2 separate regions of the Homo sapiens genome follow, and region 1 is linked to region 2. Evidence: read pairs that join two places in POLR2A ChIA-PET (ENCODE). Cell type or tissue: OCI-LY7. All regions are shown on one strand. Each heading gives the region's core, and the rest is flanking DNA. Links, peaks and the distances in the headings are about the cores only. Region 1 has its middle 160 kb from the start of LINC02227. Region 2 overlaps CLINT1 (clathrin interactor 1).

Region 1 (5,378 bases), core at 202-5,201, 730 kb after region 2:
TGAGTAAGAGAGAGCAGAACTAAATGGGGATGGAGAGGAAAGCAAGGGCCAGGGCAGCTACTTCATGACCACACTAAGGAAGCTGTTTTATTCTAAGTCTTAGGAGAGCATGCGCTGAGGGTGACTCATGCTCCAATTTTAAGCAGATTACCTGGGCTGCTCATGAGAGTGGACTGGAAGTGGGCAAGAGTGAAAATAGGGAGACAGTCAGGAGCTGTTTGCAGTAGCCCAGGAGGGCCAAAAGGGTTGGCAATAGACATGGAGACTAGATGCATTGAAGGTATATTTTGGGCCTATAATTCCAGCACTTTGGGAGGCCGAGGCAGGTGGATCACTTGAGGTCAGGAGTTCAAGACCAGCCTGGCCAACATGGTGAAACTCCGCCTCTACTAAAAATACAAAAATTAGTCGGATGTCGTGGTGGGTTCCTGTAATCCCAGCTACTCAGGAAGCTGAGGCAGGAGAATCGCTTGAACCTGGGAGGTGGAGGTTGCAGTGAGCCGAGATCATGCCATTGTACTCCAGCCTAGGTGACAAGAGTGAAACTCCATCTCAAAAAAAAAAAAAAAAAAAAGATATATTTTGGAAATAGAAATAACAAGGTCATTGTCAACCATTCAGTCCCCACAGGTTTCCAGCAGATGACCTGTGTTGTATGATCGTCTGGTCTTTGTCCTTCAAGAGAAGGTTCTATTCGCTCCCTTAAACAAGGCTCCATGTTCCAAACTGTTCCACCCTGCTCTTCCTGGAATGTCCGTAGATTTATCAAAGAACTTCGCTAGTCTTGCCAGCCAGCTCCTCCACCCTCTTGTAAAAAATATCCATATTTATGTTGAGCTACCACTGACTCCCCTCACGCTCCCTGTGGCTGGCATTTACATCCAGAGGACTTAAAAGGTTTGGAGGATTCTTCCACATGTAAATGCACCATATGCAAATCAGACCTGTCTGCCTCTGTAGACAGCTGTCAATGGAGGGTGTGCCAGAAACACTTATTTGCCTTTACAGAACACCCCACAGCCCCACAGGCAGGAGGTCTTTAGGGAAACAGCAGTGGGGAGACCTAGAGGAGCTGCATCTGCCCCAGTGGCCCAGGATACTTGGCGGCAAGGCTTTGTTCTCCCTCAGAAGATGAATCTTCTTTAACAGGACCAGAGGGCGTGACCAGCTATGTCATAAGCTTGGAGGCTTTTCATTTTTTGTCCACAAAATCTTGCTCCTGGGTGGTACTGAGTCAAATTCCTTAACAATCTAACAGCTGCTCAGTGGCTTATGAAAAATGACTTGCAGCTTCATGGTCTGAGTCCTAGTTTGGAACTTCATGGTGGAAGCCTCCTTGGCAACCATGACAGAGATCCTGGGATGGGGTGAAAGACCTTCTGAAAGGAGTGGTCCTTCTGAACTCAGCTTGCATCTCAGGCCAACCGGAAAGCTGCAGAGGCCAGCCTTGGCCGAGCAGGGCCTTGGGCCTTGAGAAAGATGCTCAGTGTAGGTCTCTCTCCCACTCCTCCCTGGAAGTATATTGGGAAGATTCTATGCAGAAATATCTATCCAGTTGTTTGTCAGGCCCACCCTATGTAGACTCTATCCTCCATTTTCTAAGAACTGATTCTCCCACCCCCTTGATTCACATGCTTCCTGTGGGAGAAACGATGTTTTGGCCATTTGACCTCTGCTCTGGCTTCAGTTAATGGAAGACCAATCAGAGTCCCTCCTCTAGGAAAGTAGAAATGAGATCAAGGTCTCAGTGGGTCTGGTCTCCTGAGTAAAGGAAATGAAATTCTACTAGCTGCAAAAGACCGAGTTTTCCTGAGATTTGGGGCTTGTCTATTGTGACAAGTAGCACAAGCTTCAAATATCAGTGGCTTAACACTGTAAAAGTGTATTTCACATTCGTGCTTGTAGGAATGCCACATGAACACATGACCACCAGCTTGTCACAGCAAGGGAAGAGAGGGTCACAGAGGATGTTTTTCAGGGTCACGCCGTATGTCACTTTCATATACATTATATTGACCAGAATTAAATTAGATAGCTCAAACATAACTGTAAGAGGAGCAAGGAAATTAAGTCTTTCTGCATGCCAAGGAAGAGAAAAGGGTGTAGAGAGCATGCTGTATTGCTTCATCACATACATGAAACTACAAACAAGAAAAGTCAATCCCCAAAGAGAAAAGGAAGTGAAATAGGCACATGCTACAAACAGCATCCCTACAATAAACTCCCATTGTGGCCTGAGTTAGTTCAAGGGGGTTCTCTGTACTTGCAAACAAAGAGAAGTGTACAAATACAGCCTTCAGCATCCACTGCATGATGACTCTTTAAAAGACTTGAAGATAGCACTGTTCAGAGTCAAGCCCAACTCCTCACTGTGATCAAAAGGTGAAGTTCTACATGCTTGCAACTCTGGACTTCCAGCCGAAAATAGTCTTAAGGACACAAGTGTTCCAGTGCTGTGGTCTGTTGGCTCAGGTTTAAAGATGAAGCTTTTCATACCACCAGCTGAGAGATTACCCTTCAAGCAGTTATGATTCTTTTTTGAATGGGTATACACACTCTTGCAACGGTCATGTTCTGTTGCATTTCACACAAAGGGCTGTAGAGCATGGGGAGGGCTCAAGTTCAAGAGCAGAGCAAGGAAGGCAAATGCACAATTAGTATCAGGGCATTTCTATGTGCGGATGAAATAGGTGGCATCTGGGGGCTGTGATCTCAGTGGTTTGAGGAGAATCTTGAGCCCCTAAATGTTCTTCCTACTCCTACTGCTCACCTCATCCTAGGAACTTCATTGATTCCCCTGGCTTAAGTCTACAGATCTTCCCTACCTCATGTCTTGCCTCAACATTCCAAAGCTACTGATCCCTGTCGAACTCTCCAGATTCACTCCAGTCTGCCATTCTGTGTTCTACTATACCCTTCCCTCTGCTTAAAATACCCTTGGCCTTCTCTTCCTCACAGAAGATTCCCCTCACTTTCCTCCACCCTCTGCAGAGCCTTTTCTGTGCAACCAAAAGTGATCACTCCTTCCTCTGTGGCACCATCACCTCCATTCCTGCTCTACCAAGTAATTATTTGCTCCTCAGTTGCCCTGCTGTTCCTGCTCAGCCCCCTAAATTTCAACATGGGAACTCCTTTAAGGTAGAATTTCTTCTGATTTGTATTTAAACTCCTGTGGAACTGTCTATTATCTGACACCTAGTAAGTGCTCAGAAAATAATTCACTAAATAAAGAAACAAACGAATGAATGAATGACTGAATCTATAAAAATAGTGACCTCAATGAAAGATAAACAATCAAACCTTAGCAAATGTATAAGTAAGTATTGATCAATTTATTTGACCTTTAGGGTGAATGAGGATGGAAATGCTGGAACTATTTCTTTTTCTCTTGGATTTCCCTATGGAGTGTTCAGGCTCTCAGCTCCTCCTCTGGACTTTCCAAATCAGGTTTCTCCCATATGAATTTTCTTTCCTCTATCTTGCAGTACAGTTCACTTCTGTCTCTTGCTCCCAAACTTGCATACACAGACTCATTGACATGCTTACCAGTATCAGAATATGAGTTCCATGGGGGAAGGGGCCATGCTTGCCAAGCCCATCAGCATTCCCAGTGCCCAGAACAGTATCTGGACACATAGTAGGTGCTCAATAAATACTTGTTAACTCAAGGAAGGAATACATAAATCAATCAATATGTGAAAGAATAAAGGCCTTCCTATTAATATGTTACTGACTTTTTAGGAAGCAGTCTGGGTTTTAAACAGCATTTCTTTTCTGCTATAAGATGATAAATTGGTTTTATCTCATTTTAAAACTCTGATCAAGTGGCAGTGGCTAGCTGGAACACTCTAATGAGAAGGGTTCAAATTGGGATCAGTGAGAAAAAAAGGACTGTGATTGATTAGTAATGTCTGTCATGCCAAAGGTGGAGAAAGTGGTGATGCATCCCTGAACTAGAGAAAATCTTAGGGTAATGCATAAGTAATACTTGATGCTGTAGTTCAAACAATAGACATCAGTGCAGAGTGGCAAAAAATAAAGGAGAGTGGGAAGCATGAGAATGCATACAGCACCCAGGTGAATTTTTATAATGGTAAGAAGTTTTTAAAGTAAATTTCTCTAAAAACTCTCAATGAAATATGTAAATAAATTCCATAATCAACTTAAATTGCCAAAGCACCAAAATATGAAACTGCAAAAAACTACTCATCCAGTCATAGTATACACAGACTGAGGCAGTTGTTTGGATATCTTGGAAAAAATTACCTTCAGATTCTCCGTAGTCTTCACAAGTGCCATTCATCAAATATTTCTAGCATGTTTTCTGTTCGGTACACAGTAAGACTGCATCTTTCCTGGCTCCTTGAAGTTGGATGTGATCATAAGATTTGCATTAGCCAATGAGATGTGAGTGGAGGTGACCTGGGTCCCCTTTGGGCAAATGTATTAAGATTTAATACATTAAGAGCCAATGTATGATTTGCTCCTGTTCTTTCCACCTCCCAGGGAAACAGGCAAAGCTCCAGGCCATAAGGGCTTCTTCAGCCTGAATCTCTGGCCGAGGACAGCTTGGAGTAGAGGAGGGTCCCCAGAGGATCTGCAGTGGTCACATAGCATGAATGAGAATAAAACCTTTGTTAACATTTTCTTTCTTTCTTTCTTTCTTTCTTTCTTTCTTTCTTTCTTTCTTTCTTTCTTTCTTTCTTTCTTTCTTTCTTTCTTTCTTTTTTTTTTTTGAGATAGTCTCACTCTGTCGCCCAGGCTGGAGTGCAGTGGTGCCATCTCGGCTCACTGCAAGCTCCGCCTCCCGGGTTCATGCCATTCTCCTGCCTCAGCCTCCAGAGTAGCTGGGACTACAGGTGCCCACCACCACGTCTGGCTAATTTTTTGTATTTTTAGTAGAGATGAGGTTTCACCGTGTTAGCCAGGATGGTCTCGATCTCCTGACCTTGTGATCCACCCACCTCAGCCTCCCTAAGTGTTAGGATTATAGGTGTGAGCCACTGCGCCCAGCCAACCTTTGTTAACATTTTCAAGCCACTGAAATGTGTGGGTTGTTTATTACTACAATATGACTGAGCCTGTCCTGACTGATGCATTCTCCAAATTGGGAATTACAATATGTCACAGCACAAGGAAAATATGAGACTAGTTGCTCAGGACCAGTTACCTGGTTAAACACCTCTTTCTCTAAACTGTGGCTTCTGTTCATCTGAAATATTTAGGAAGAGAACCAATACAGGGAGAAATGAAAGCTTTGCCTCCCACTGCTCCTCCTCCTGAACCTGGGCTCCAGCAAAACAAAGCGAGGCACTGTTCTTGATGATCACCCCCAGGTTTTCTTGGTTCATGCCTTTGTTTCCACTATCCTCTCTCCT
Region 2 (5,378 bases), core at 189-5,188:
TCAAATTGCTAAAGAAGTATCCCTGGGCTGATTTAATTTTGCTGGGGATCACCCCTAACTCCCCTGACTCAGCAGTCTGTATTCTATCAGTGCACCACCTGCATAGATAAAAACTAAAAAGGGCCGGGCACGGTGGCTCACACCTGTAATCCCAGCACTTTGAGAGGCCGAGGCAGGCAGATCACTTGAGATCAGGAGTTCGAGACCAGCCTGGCCAATATGGTGAAACTCTGTCTCTACTTAAAAAAAAAAAAAAAAAAAAAAAAATTAGCTGAGCATGGTGGTGTGCTCTTGTAGTCCCAGCTACTCAGGAGGCTGAGGCAAGAGAATTGGTTGAACCCGGGAAGCGGAGGTTGCAGTGAGTGGAGATCACACCATTGCACTCCAGCCTGGGCATGGAAGCGAGACTCTGCCTCAAACAACAACAACAGCAACAACAACAACAACAAAAAACACTAAAAAGACAGCTTTGGGTGGAGGAAGGGCCAGAAGGTAAGGGTGTCAAGTTGCTCTCTGCCCCTAGGCTAGCTGTGGAACACTGTGCCCTCAACAGGAAAGACTGGGAATGACAGCCCCAACTCAAACTATTTCTATTTCCAGCTGATTTCTCTTATTATGTTTCTTTAAAACTTCCAAGATTTTCATTTTTAATTTTTTTAAAACAGTAGTCTAAATGATGTTTTGTGAAAAATACTTTGCCTGGAAGATATAATAGGTGCTATGTCAAAAAAGGGTTCCAGGGAAGGTCTGAAAAATGTTTAAACAAGGGCAACTTTATTCATGTAACACTTCTCAGAGACTATTATTTTAATGGTGCATTGTGAGTCTCCAAGAGAGATAATGCACTTTTTTTTGAGACAGTCTCGTTCCAATTGCCCAGGCTGGAGTGCAGTGGTGTGATTTTTCAGCTCACTGCAGCCTCAACCTCCCTGGGCTCAGGAGATTCTGCCACCTCAGCCTCCCAGGTACCTGGGACTATAGGTGCACGCCACCACACCCAGCTATTTTTTTTTTTTTTTTTTTTTTTTGTATTTTTAGTAAAGACAGGGTTTCGTCATGTTGCCTAGGCTGGTCTCAAACTCCTGGACTCAAGCGATCTGCCCACCTCAGCCCTCCCAAAGTGCTGGGACTACAGGCGTGAGCCACTGTGCCCCGCCAATATTAAACATTTCTAAAACTTTTGTGACAACTTATCCTTTTCCTGGAACATCTTGTTAGTATCCCAAGAAACTCATTTTGGTATATGCTATTCTAAAAAATTGCCCTTTTCTTCTTTCTTTAGAGACAGGGTCTTGCTCTGTCACTCAGGCTGGAGTGCAGTGGTGCGATGATGCCTGACTACAGTCTTGACCTCCCAGGCTCAAGCGATCCTCTCACATCAGCCTTCCAAGTAGCTGGGACTACAGATGCATGCCACCACGCCAGTTAGTTTTTATATTTTTTGTAGAGATGGGGTTTCGCCATGTTGCCTAGGCTGGTCTCGAACTCCTGGGCTCAAGTGATCCACCCACCTCTGCCTTCCAAAGTGCTGGGATTACAGGCATCATCCACTGCAACCAGTCGTCCTTTTCTTCAAACTTCCAAAAATATTTTTAGTTTATACTTTCATCTTGCCATTCTTGTTTTTGGTATCTGTTATTTCTTATTTTTTACCTAATGAATAGGTTTTCCTTTAGTCTTTTATTTTTAAGTTTTAATATTCTTGTTAGGTAGCTTTCGGCCTCTTATTTTGCCTTAAATCTCATTTTTTAAAACTCGTTTTTTACTGTTAATCTTAGTTTCCTACCTTGCTTATTTTCAACATCATCTGCTTTATTCTTTTCGTAAGAGTAAATGCTTCACACTGCTTTTTAAAAATACTGTACTTCAAAAACATGGGTTTTTGTTGGGTTTAAACAAAATACCTAAGGGCTGGCAAGATGGTTCACGGCTGTAATCCCAGCACTTTGGGAGGCCAAGGTGGGGCGACTGCTTGAGCCCAGGTGTTCAAGACCAGCCTGGGCAATATAGAGAGACCTTGTCTCTACACACACACTCCCCCTCCCACTCTCCCTGCCCCTCCCTCTCTCTCCCTCTCTCTCTCTCTCTCTCTCTCTCTCTCTCTCTCTCTCTATATATATATATATATATAGAAACACATTTAAGCCTGGGCAACAGAGTGAGACCTCCATCTCTACAAAAGATTTCTAAAAATTAGCCAGGCGTGGTAGGACACACCTGTAGTCCCAGCTACTGGAGGTGAGGGTGGAGGGTGGGGCTGAGGTGGAAAGACTGCTTGGGCCTGGGAGGTTGAGGCTGCAGTGAGACATGATAGTGCCACTACACTCCAGACTAGATGACAGAACAAGACCCTGTCTCAAAAAAACAAACAAACAAAAAAAAGTTTAAACTTTATTGTAATCCTTTCAAAATTCTCACTTGTTTTTAGCTTTTAGTTTTAATTTCTTAATAACCCTCATTTAATAACCTTATGTTAAACAGCTTTCTTTTTTCTTCGTGTTTTACTTTTTTTTTTTTTTTGAGATGGAGTCTCCCTCTGTTGCCCAGGCTGGAGTGCAGTGGCAGGATCTTGGCTCACCGCAACCTCCGCCTCCCAGGTTCAAGCAATTCTCCTGCCTCAGCCTCTGCGAGTAGCTGGGACTACAGGCGCATGCCACCCTGCCCAGCTAATTTTTTTTGTATTTTCAGTAAAGACAAGGTTTCACCATGTTGGCTAGGCTGGTCTCAAACTCTTGACCTCAGGGATCTGGCCTTGGCCTCCCTAAGTGCTGGGATTACAGGCATGAGCCACCGTGCCCGGCCTTACTTATAACACATAGCAGGACAAAGAAACAACAAAAAGCACAATAAAAAAGATGGATGATCTCTCACTCTCACACCAGCAGCTACTTCTTTGGGTCCCCTCATAAAGAGGTAACATTGTTCATAGGGGCCAATTAAATATGTATAGGATATAGGAGATAATAAAAATAAACTAGCTTTATCAAGTCCCAAGAGTGAAAATATCCTTTTTTTTTTTTTTTTTTTTTAAGACAGTCTTGCTCTGTCGCCAGGCTGGAGTGCAGTGGCACAATCTTGGCTCACTGCAACCTCCACCTCCCAGGTTCAAGCGATTCCCATCTTACTCTCCTGAGTAGCTGGGACTACAGGCGTACACCACCATGTCCAGCTAATTTTTGTATTTGTAGTAGAGACGGGGTTGCACCACGTTGGCCGGGATGGTCTTGATCTCCTGACCTCATGATCCACCCCCGCCCACCTCGGCCTCCCAAAGTGCTGGGATTACAAGCGTGAGCCAGTGCGCCAGGCCACTGTTTTTTAAGACAGAGTCTCGCACTGTCCCCCAAGCTGGAGTGCAGTGGTAGGATCTCGGCTCGCTGCAGTCTCCACCTCCCAAATTCAAGCGACTCTTGTACCTCAGCCTCCAGAGTAGCTGGGGTTACAGGCACGTGCTGCCACGCGAATTTTTGTATTTTTAGTAGAAATGCGGTTTTGCCATGTTGGCCAGGATGGTCTTGAACTCTTGACCTCAAGTCATCTGCCCCCCTCAGCCTCCCAAAGTGCTGGGATTATAGGCTTGAGCCACAGCGCCCAGCCAGAGCTGCTTTTTACAATATTACTTTCTATGTATATTTGAGAAGTAAATAAAGGTAAATTTGAGAAGTAAATAAAGGTAGTTTCACTACTTTTTGTCCTGAAAAATGATCTCAGGGGCATATCATAAAGCTGAGCAGGCTGCAAGCTGTCACTGGGATATTTGATACCATCTTTGGGGAACTATTTGTTTGGTGTCTACTTCCCATTACTTTCCCACACCTGTTAGTTCTGCACTTAAGAATACTGACACTTCTAGCTGAGATTCCTACAAAAGCCATTTAACTATCTCTCCACTTCTGAGGTATCTTCTTTTCATTCATCTTCTACATGACCACATTAATCTTTCTAATATTTAGTGTTGGCCATGTTAGTGCACCACAAATTCATCACTACTTTCCCTCAAACATTTTCCTCCTACTGTATCAGTGGACAGTACCATCCAAGGTTATGGCTTGAGCAACACTTGAGAGATTACTTCTCTCCCTTCCTCCCACTGAATATCCAATCTACTCCCAGGTCTTTGCAATTCTATTCCCTAGGTACCTCTCAAATATGACTGTCCACTTCTCCCTACCCACACCAATACTACCTTAATCTAGGGTCACCACTATTTTTCACCTGGATTATTGGGAACAGCTTTGTAACTAGTCTCTCTACTTCGACTCATCTTCTACCAGACTAGGGCCAAAGAGAGCTCTTGATGAAATACAAATCCTTACTAATTGAAACTGAGCTCCTATTTTAAATCTAGTAAAGGCTTCCTTATTGCCTTTAAGCAGAAGTCCAGGCCAGGCGCGGTGGCTCACTCCTGTAATTCCGGCACTGGGGCAGGCCAAGGCAGGCAGATCACTTGAGGTCAGGAAATCGAGACCAGCCTGGCCAACACGGTGAAACCCTGTCTCTACTAAAAATACAAAAATTAGCCCGGCGTGGTGGCACATGACTGTAATCCCAGCTATCTGGGAAGCTGAGGCAGGAGAATAGCTTGAACCTGGTAGGTGGAGGCTGCCATGAGCCGAGATCATGCCAATGCACTTCAGCCTGGGTGACAGAGAGAAACTCTGTCTCAAAAAAAAAAAAAGGAGGAAGTTCAAAATCCTTAACAAGATATAAAAGGTCCTTCATATGAGATACCAGTTTACTTCTTCAGTCCCATTCATGTGTCATTCTCTCCTGAAGAATAGGCCTTTTGCACAGGCTATTCTCTCTGTCCCTGCTCTCCAGCTAACTCCACCTGATCATCAGGTCTTATAGCTTGAATGCCACTTCCTCCAAGAAACCTTCCTTAACTCCCAAAACAGTTGGGAGTCTGTGTACACGCTCTTCATAGCACCCTTTGCTTTCTACTACCTAGAATTACAACTAAAACCAGTGTATCAGACCGGTGTGGCAGCTCACACCTGCAATCCCAGCACTTTGGGAGGCTGAGGTGGATCACTTGAGCCTCAGGAGTTCTGAACCAGCCTGGGCAACATGGTGAATCCTCATCTTTACAAAAAAATACAAAAATTATCCAGGCAAGGTGGTGTGCACCTGCAGTCCCAGCTACTCAGGAGGCTGAGGTGGGAGGATCACTTGAACACAAGGAGGTCAAGGCTGCAGTGGGCCGTGATCGTGCCACTGCACTTCAGCCTGGGTGACAGAGTGAGACCCTGCCTCAAAAAACAAAAACAGTGTATTGTAACAGGCATGTTTGTTTATTTACCCGTCTCCCCCTCTGGATTCCATACACCTGGGGACACAAAATAATCTTGCTCTCTTAAAGAGCTCCAGTTCTGGCC

What was found. ChIA-PET counts read pairs that join two places held together with the same protein. Peaks named below come from ENCODE experiments on the same cell type or tissue, not always from the same donor. Only the 100,000 strongest peaks of a DNase experiment are listed, where the experiment ranks them.
Region 1: POLR2A ChIA-PET joins it to region 2 with 5 read pairs; 1 of 35 experiments calls an interaction of 5 or more read pairs at or near these places.

Annotation. Positions count from the first base shown.
Region 1 is chr5:158,563,007-158,568,384 of GRCh38, forward strand. No RefSeq gene overlaps it. Among named protein-coding and RNA genes, the nearest start is that of LINC02227, 160 kb to the left of the region's middle. In OCI-LY7, for the core only: no CTCF peak of the experiment used is centred there; DNase peaks (open chromatin) are centred at 995 and 2,245.
Region 2 is chr5:157,828,686-157,834,063 of GRCh38, forward strand. The region is part of intron 1 of CLINT1 (clathrin interactor 1); the gene reads right to left. Among named protein-coding and RNA genes, the nearest start is that of CLINT1, 28 kb to the right of the region's middle. In OCI-LY7, for the core only: CTCF peaks have their summits at 536 and 738; DNase peaks (open chromatin) are centred at 528, 1,356 and 2,186; H3K4me3 peaks cover 3,283 bases; H3K27ac peaks cover 5,000 bases.